3 separate regions of the Homo sapiens genome follow, and regions 1 and 3 are each linked to region 2. A link is a loop called in an ENCODE intact Hi-C map of the cell type or tissue named here. Cell type or tissue: Calu3. All regions are shown on one strand.

Evidence for each region. Peaks named below come from ENCODE experiments on the same cell type or tissue, not always from the same donor. Only the 100,000 strongest peaks of a DNase experiment are listed, where the experiment ranks them.
Region 1: a loop joins it to region 2, with 21 times the contacts of the local background. A loop is called at or near these places in 8 of 110 quality-filtered maps.
Region 3: a loop joins it to region 2, with 7 times the contacts of the local background. A loop is called at or near these places in 42 of 110 quality-filtered maps.

Annotation. Positions count from the first base shown.
Region 1 is chr5:35,598,121-35,600,620 of GRCh38, forward strand. No RefSeq gene overlaps it. Among named protein-coding and RNA genes, the nearest start is that of SPEF2, 18 kb to the right of the region's middle. In Calu3, no CTCF peak of the experiment used is centred here; a DNase peak (open chromatin) is centred at 1,041.
Region 2 is chr5:35,088,678-35,091,177 of GRCh38, forward strand. PRLR (prolactin receptor) reads right to left here. Exons shown (of 10, transcript NM_000949.7): 3 at 874-986. The coding sequence starts at 943. Among named protein-coding and RNA genes, the nearest start is that of AGXT2, 42 kb to the left of the region's middle. RefSeq lists an enhancer at 795-1,296. In Calu3, CTCF peaks have their summits at 1,198 and 1,411; a DNase peak (open chromatin) is centred at 1,194.
Region 3 is chr5:35,182,050-35,184,549 of GRCh38, forward strand. All of the region lies in intron 1 of PRLR (prolactin receptor), which reads right to left. Among named protein-coding and RNA genes, the nearest start is that of PRLR, 47 kb to the right of the region's middle. In Calu3, no CTCF peak of the experiment used is centred here; a DNase peak (open chromatin) is centred at 1,352.

The DNA.
Region 1 (2,500 bases), 510 kb after region 2:
AGTACTGAGAGTTAAGTGTTAGGATCTCTAATAATCTTACATAATTTTAATATTAGAAATTGAGGACAAGATGGCAGATAGGACACAGGGCTAATGTGCAGCTGCCACTTGGATGGGCAGAACAGTGTGTGGAGACTCGCACTATGAACTTTTGCTCCAAGAACCTCTGCAGGAACATACCAGGAAAATCAAAATAATTCATAGATCCTTTGAAAGAAGTGGCATGCTGTTGCAAATTCTGTGAGACAGAAAAAACTGTGAGTTCCCAAAGTGAGAGGGGGAAACCTGCCACTGAACACATATCCCCACTGGGGAATCTGAAAATCCAGATTATGGGAGAAGGATTTAACCTTACTTAGAGCTGAAACAGATTTAGAGAGCCGTGCATAATATAAAAGTAGAAGCAGCAGTGGAAAGAGCCTTGTAGGTGCTCCCAGTCTCCAGCCTGAGCCCAGGGAAGCCATCCCTGACTGTATCTCACAGGGGCCCTCGAGGGAGACAGCCAGCAGAATCAGGGAGGAGTCGCAGGATTAAAGAAGCTTCCAACTGAAATTAGTAATAGTTTTGACAGGGTACAAATTTTCTTGAGCAGAATCTGGAGGTCATACGTGAACTGCTGCAGATACAAGCACAGGAGCCACCAATGACAGTGTGGGCAGATGGGGATGGGCGATGTTTGGAAGCTGTGCTTGCTTTCTCAGTGGGGAAGCTCAGGGTCTGGGGCAAGGTCTGAGCAGGGCACTGCAAAAGTGACATGAGCCTTGCCAACTGCCTAGGACCTAGGTGAGGCCTCTCACTACCAGTTATCCACCACTTCCCTGGTGAACTATATAACATAGCAGAGGCAGCCATAATCCCCTCTGGAAAATAACCCCATTAACCTGAGAACCACCTCCCCTTCCCCCTCAGTGGCCACAGCAAGCCCTGCCCAAGAAGAATCTGAGGCCAGACCCACCTAACCCTGCCCCCACCTGGTGGCATTTCTTTACCCACCCTGGTAGCTGAACATAAAAGACAGAAACTTTTGGAAGGCTTATAGCCCCACCTATTGCCTGAGAAAACAAAATACTTACCTTGGCCAACTTAGGGCAAGTTTAGATATCCCTGCTACTACTGCAGCTGGTGTGCTCTCTTGAAAGTGCCACCTCCTGGCTGGAGGCCAACCAGCTCAGAACATTACAGAAATTCATTACAGAATAACCATGATCCCAGGAAGAAGGAAACAAGAGCTAATTCTACTGCTTGCAATATCTTGGCTAACCAGAGGTTCCGAGTATGCCCACATGACAACTTCACTGCTCACATAACCAGCATTTGAGAAAGCTAGAACACGAAACATATCTACAACTGATATGGTTTGGTTATGTTCCCACCCAAATCTCACCTTGAATTCCGCCTTGTCGTGGGAGGGACCTGGTGGGAGGTAATTGAATAATGGGGCAGGTCTTTCCTGTGCTGTTCTCATGACAGTGAATAAGTCTCACAAGATCTGTTGGTTTTATATAGTGTAGTTTCCCTGCACAAGCTCTTTTATCTTGTCTGCCACCATGTGAGATGTGACTTTCACCTTCCACCATGATTGTGAGGCCTCCTCAGCCATGTGGAACTGTAAGTCCATTAAACCTCTTTCTTTTGTAAAATGCCCAGTCTTGGGTATGTCTTTATCAACAGGATGAAAATGGCTAATACAAAAACCAAAGACTCTCAGAGTCTACTTCACTCCCCTCTAACCTCCACCAGAGCAGGTGCTGGTATCCAGGCTGTGAGACCTGAAGACAGATTACATCACAGGACACTTTGCAGACAGTCCCCACCATCAACAAGGGGAGCCTGGGAGTCCAGGTTGGTGGCTAGACCCAGAAGAGCAATAACAATTACAGCAGTTCAGCTCTCAGGAAGCCTCATCCTTAGGGGAAGGGAAGAGACTACATCAAGAGATCATCCTGTAAAACAAAAGAATCTGAACAGCAGGGCTTGAGTTTCAGACCTTATCACTGAAATAGTCTGTCCAAATGAGAAAGAACCAGAAAAATAATTCTGGTAACATGACAAAACAGGGTTCTATAACACCCCTAAATGATCACACTAGCTCCCCAGCAATGGATCCAAACCAAGAAGATCTCTGAATTGACAGATAAAGGATTCAGAAGGTTGATTATTCAGCTACTCAAGGGGATACCAGAGAAAGGCGAAAACCAACTTAAAATATTTAAAAAAATACAGGATATGGATGAAAACTTCTCCAGAGAAATTGATATCAAAAATTAAAAACAATCACAACTTCTGGAAATGAAAGATACACTTAGAGAAATGCAAAATAGACTGGAAAGTTTCAACAGTAGAATTGAACAAGTAGAAGGAACTTCAGAACTCAAAGATAAGGCTTTCAAATTAACCCAATCAGACAAACACAAAGGAAAAAGAATTTAAAAAATGAACAAAGCCTCCAAGAAGTTTGGGATTATGTTAAACAACCAAAACTAAAAATCACTGGTGTTCC
Region 2 (2,500 bases):
TGCACAGAAACACGGAGAAAACCACACAGGAACCACATATACAGGTATGTAGATGCCCACACAGAGCCCGCATCAAAAGTACACACACCACACACACACACAAAAATATACACAGGTGCATACTCATGGAAGTACATACTTGTATGCACACAGGTACCTGCAGAGAAGTGTGCACATACGGATATACACAGAACACACACAGACATACATAAAAGTATATACATACAGGTTCAGACAGAGAGACATTTGAAATCAGGTCCATATAGAAAAGTTAATATATACACAGGTACATATAGAAGTCTGCACACCCAGAAATGCACATGGGTTGACATACAGAAGTGTATAGTCACAGGCACCCACCCTCTCATTTAGCTGTGGACTTCATTTCTCCTGTTAGCACAGATAATAGAGTCGGCTGTACCTGCTTCCCGCCATGTAACAGCAACCTCTTATATCCCATTATGGTTTTTTAAAGAGTTTTCATATACATTATTTCATCTGCAGTAGAGGAAACATCACTGTCCTCACTTTGAGAATTTGGAAACCCAGAGAGTTAGGTAATTGGCTCTAGGTCACACAGCTAGAAACTGGCAGGACCTGGATTAGAACTCAGGTCCTGTCTTCTTCAGAGCTGTTTCATTACACTCCTGAAATGAGGACAAAAGGCAGAGAGCACAGTGACAAGATTTTGCATTAATTGCATTAATTTTTCTGCATTAACTTTAATGCAAAATATTGCAAATAATTTAACAGCAGCACATAACACAGCATTTTCATTTTTCATAATGGCATTGCAAGAAGACTGCATGGACTCTCCACCCTGTTGACAAACACCCCAGGCAATGAAAGAGAGCGTGATAGCCTCTTACTTACCATTCAGAAGGCAGGTGTTGAGAAAAAGTAGCAGAGTGAAAACGGTTGCAGATGCCACATTTTCCTTCATGTTGGCTGCCTTCTCTTGCTGCAGGAAATGTATCAGAAGTTCACTGGAAGAGAAGGTAGCAGGTAACTTTTGTGAAATGGCAGTCTGGTCAGGCACATCCACCACTTTATTCTGGGTATTTGCAACTGATTGTTGCTCCTTGCTTAATGTGAATGACAAAATAGGAGGAAAGGAATGTAGGAAAATGTAACAGGGTTGGATGGCTTGGCACAGAAACATCAATTCACACACGCTGGGAAAATTTCCACCACCAGAGGTCCTCAGATGACAAGGTAGAGAGTTCAAGGGGCAGCAAGGCAGTCAGTTCCTTTGCACACACCCCAGAGAAAAATTGTTCTCTTTCCACCCCATAGCCACCTAACAATATATCATCCATCTTATGTAACATAGATTGTATGTCCTATGGGAGAATCCTACGAGGGCTCTTGCTCTGGTCCATCAGCCAAAAATTGTCCAGGCTGAAAAGTCAGTACCCTCAGTACAATCTCAACATAACCATGCTGATTCCACCAAATTAGGGAGGCTTTGAAGGTTCAAGCTGAGAAGGTTCTGGAAGTCTTCTGGGTTATATGCATTACCGCAAAGCGAACCACACAATGCACTCTAGTGAACCTCCACGTGGTTTCTTTCTCCTGTTTGGAAAGCCCCATAAACAAAAGGTAATAAATTCTGGTAATAATTTAAATTCCTTGGGTTCAGAGTATTAAGTAAATTCTGAACCTGCAGGGGTTGGGAGTTTGGAATAATTTATTATTAATACTAATATTATTACCCTTGGAACAACGTTCAAAGCCTCTAAATGGCCTTGTAAGAAAAAAGGATTTTTAAAGACATTTGGAAAAAAAGGCTCATTAGTCTTGTTGGACTTCAAACAACTGAGAAAACAATAGATTTAATGAACTAAGTGTAAATTCTTAGAAATGCACGGCCTAAATTTCTCTTTAAATTTTTATTGTTTCATTTTGTTGTTGTTGTTGTTGTTGTTGTTTTAATCAAGGGAAGAACATTCAGGATCAAAGCTGCCGATCTTGGGACATTTGAAACGTCTGAGTGTGTTTGATGAGCCCCTGAAAGACCAGCTTTTGCTACTGCTCCTTGTGGGACGTACTCAGACATGGAGAAACGATAGCAACAGTAGAGGTTTGGGCACCCAGGTACCATCAATTAGCTCTTTTTTTTTTTTTTTTTTTTTTTTTTTTTTTTTTTTTGAGACAGAGTCTCGCTCTTTCGCCCAGGCTGGAGTGCAGTGGCGCGATCTGGGCTCACTGCAAGCTCCGCTTACTGGATTCACGCCATTCTCCTGCCTCGGCCTCCCGAGTAGCTGGGACTACAGGAGCCCCCCACGATGCCCGGCTAATTTTTTTTGTATTTTTAGTAGAGACGGGGTTTCACCGTGTTAGCCAGGATGGTCTCGCTCTCCTGAACTCGTGATCCACCTGCCTCGGCCTCCCAAAGTGTTGGGATTACAGGCGTGAGCCACCGTGCCCGGCCAAGTAGCTCTTTCATAATGAGGCTCCAGCTTCAGTAAAGGATCCCGGTCCAGTGGTGGATCCTGTG
Region 3 (2,500 bases), 93 kb after region 2:
CCACGGTCTCATGACAAACAAGGGGCTTTGATGGTACTCTGACCAGATCAGTACTTAGAGTCTTCCAGACAAATGAAACCTTTGTGAAGAGAATTTTGCTAAATTTAACCACCATCTATATATGTGCTAGGTCAAATAAGGAACAACTCATAATGGCTGACCTAAAGAAACTGAGGCACTGATTCTACCTGAGCCTAAATCCCAGAGTTAGGTGGCCAAATAGTGCCTCTTCCAGTGAAATGTTACTGCCGACAAAAATATTTTCCCCTCTGTAAATTGTGATGTAGCGTTCTATATAGCAGATAGATTTCCACACAGATAGATTTGACTGTTAGTGTTATAAACAAGAGAAGGAAGGAACAACAGAGAAAGAAGCAATAAAGAAGAAGGCAATCAGAAGAAGCAATTTCATCTTAAACTTAAACTACCATCCAGAGTAGTCTATGGTCTTGTATTTACTGGGAGCATGAAATAAGCTCATTCTGTCATATGCAGTTGATCATTTAGCACTGGGATGGAGCTGCTTTATTTCACACAGAAACAAAGGACTGGAAAACATTTTGCTCAACAGCAGGAGGCCTTTGCTGTTTCCACAGTGATAGATTTCATTTAGATAATTGAGCAGGTGGGATCTCAAGGGCTGAAAAGTGAAGTCTTAAATAAGTGAGGGAATCTGTCCAAGTTCACAGAATCTAAGAAGGGCAGAGGCAGGATTTAAACCCCTGTGGGCTCAGATTCCACAAACCACGCTCTTAACCTCACTGGGCACTGCCTTTGGGATACAATGATCTCTCAGAAGTATTTTTAAATTATACTGCAACCTTGTTAGCATTCCTGTTTCTCAGATTTTCCATATATGAAACAGTTAATGTGGGAAATAATAGTTTGTGGAATACAGACACCATAAACACACTCTTCTTGTTTACCCACTTTTAAACAATTATAAAACCATGCTCATAGTTAGCAACAACCTGAGACGTTCTCTAGCCCCTCTCCCACCCAAGGAAAAGAATTCCCTCTTCAACTGGAAGTTGCGACACCTACTTCTAGCCGTGGTGTGAACACATCAAATGCGGAGTAGGCACTACCCTGCCAAGTGTCCACTCACTGCAGAGAGCTCCAATTGCTAGAAAAACCCGGCCACCTTATAAGCTCATTTCACTGCTCCTAGTTTTGTCATTTGGAGTAAGGAAGAATCTCCTTCTCCTGCTTTCATATGACAGTCCATTAAAGAACAGACAGTCACCACGTTCCTCTGAGAATTTCTCTTCTACAGGAAACAACATGTAATTAGTTGTCACATTCTCTGGTTTCATCAGTCTGTTTCCTTGTCGCCCCCCAATGGACACCCAGTGAGTTGCCAATGTCTCTTGTCAAAGGTATTAAGACATCACAGAACTGGGTACAGGGCTCTTGATATATCCTGGCCTTAAGTCTCAGGTTCTCCAACAAAGCTGGCAGCCTGTGGTATGCCTTCTGGGGCCAGAGAGTGTGGCATGATCCGAGGTCCTGAGTCTCTCTCTCAATGAGCCCATCATATTGGCTTAACCAAAGCCAGTGGTCTTCAGGACACGGAAAAGGGAGTCCCTTAGGCTCCAGGTTTTTTTCCCTTCAGTTCACACTGGGAGAAGGGTCACAGAGCTCCAGTGAAATCTGGTCCTGTTAGATCATTTGTGGTTGGCTGCAGATGCACATGTGGGCATGTGATAGTTTTGATTTAGATAAAAAGCCCACAACTGAGTGGAGTGTTGAAACCTCAGGGTTATAGACTGGTGTATCTGTGAGAAAACCACAACAAGTATGGTATTTGAAGGACCCTAACATTTTCTTTTGCCAAGTTATTCATTCAGAGCCTAAAAGTTTTCAAAGTATTGTCCCCAACTGAAAGAAACCCTGTGATAACTTGAATTTATTTGTATAGAAGTAACTCTACAGTCGATCAGACTAGATGTCAAATGACCATCTCTACTTAGGGTCTGAATTCCAAGGCATCAGAAAGTTTGCCCTTACCTATAAGACCTTGCTCTTTTAGATTCCTGGGATGATATAAAGAATTCCTGATAATTGGAATAACTGGAATTCCTGATAATTGAGATTCATGATAGTTGGCTGATTAAAAGGTTATCCTCAGAAGAGTATTTGAATTTAAGTGGGAGACCCTTAAGCTTTCAAGATAAAAACTGGCCAGGCACGGTGGCTCACGTCTGTAATCCTAGCACTCTGGGAGGCTGAGGTGGGAGGATTGCCTGAGCTCAGGAGTTTGAGACCAGCCTGGGCAACACGGTGAAACCCCATTTCTACTAAAATACAAAACATTAGCCAGGTGTGGTGGCATGCCCCTGTAGCCCCAGCTACTCGGTAGGCTGAGGCAGGAGAATTGCTTGATCCCGGGAGGAAGAGGTTGCAGCAGTGAGCCGAGATTGAGCCACTGCACTCCAGCCTAGGCGACAGAGTGAGACTCCATCTTATAAAACAAAAGAAAGAAACAAACAAAAAACAA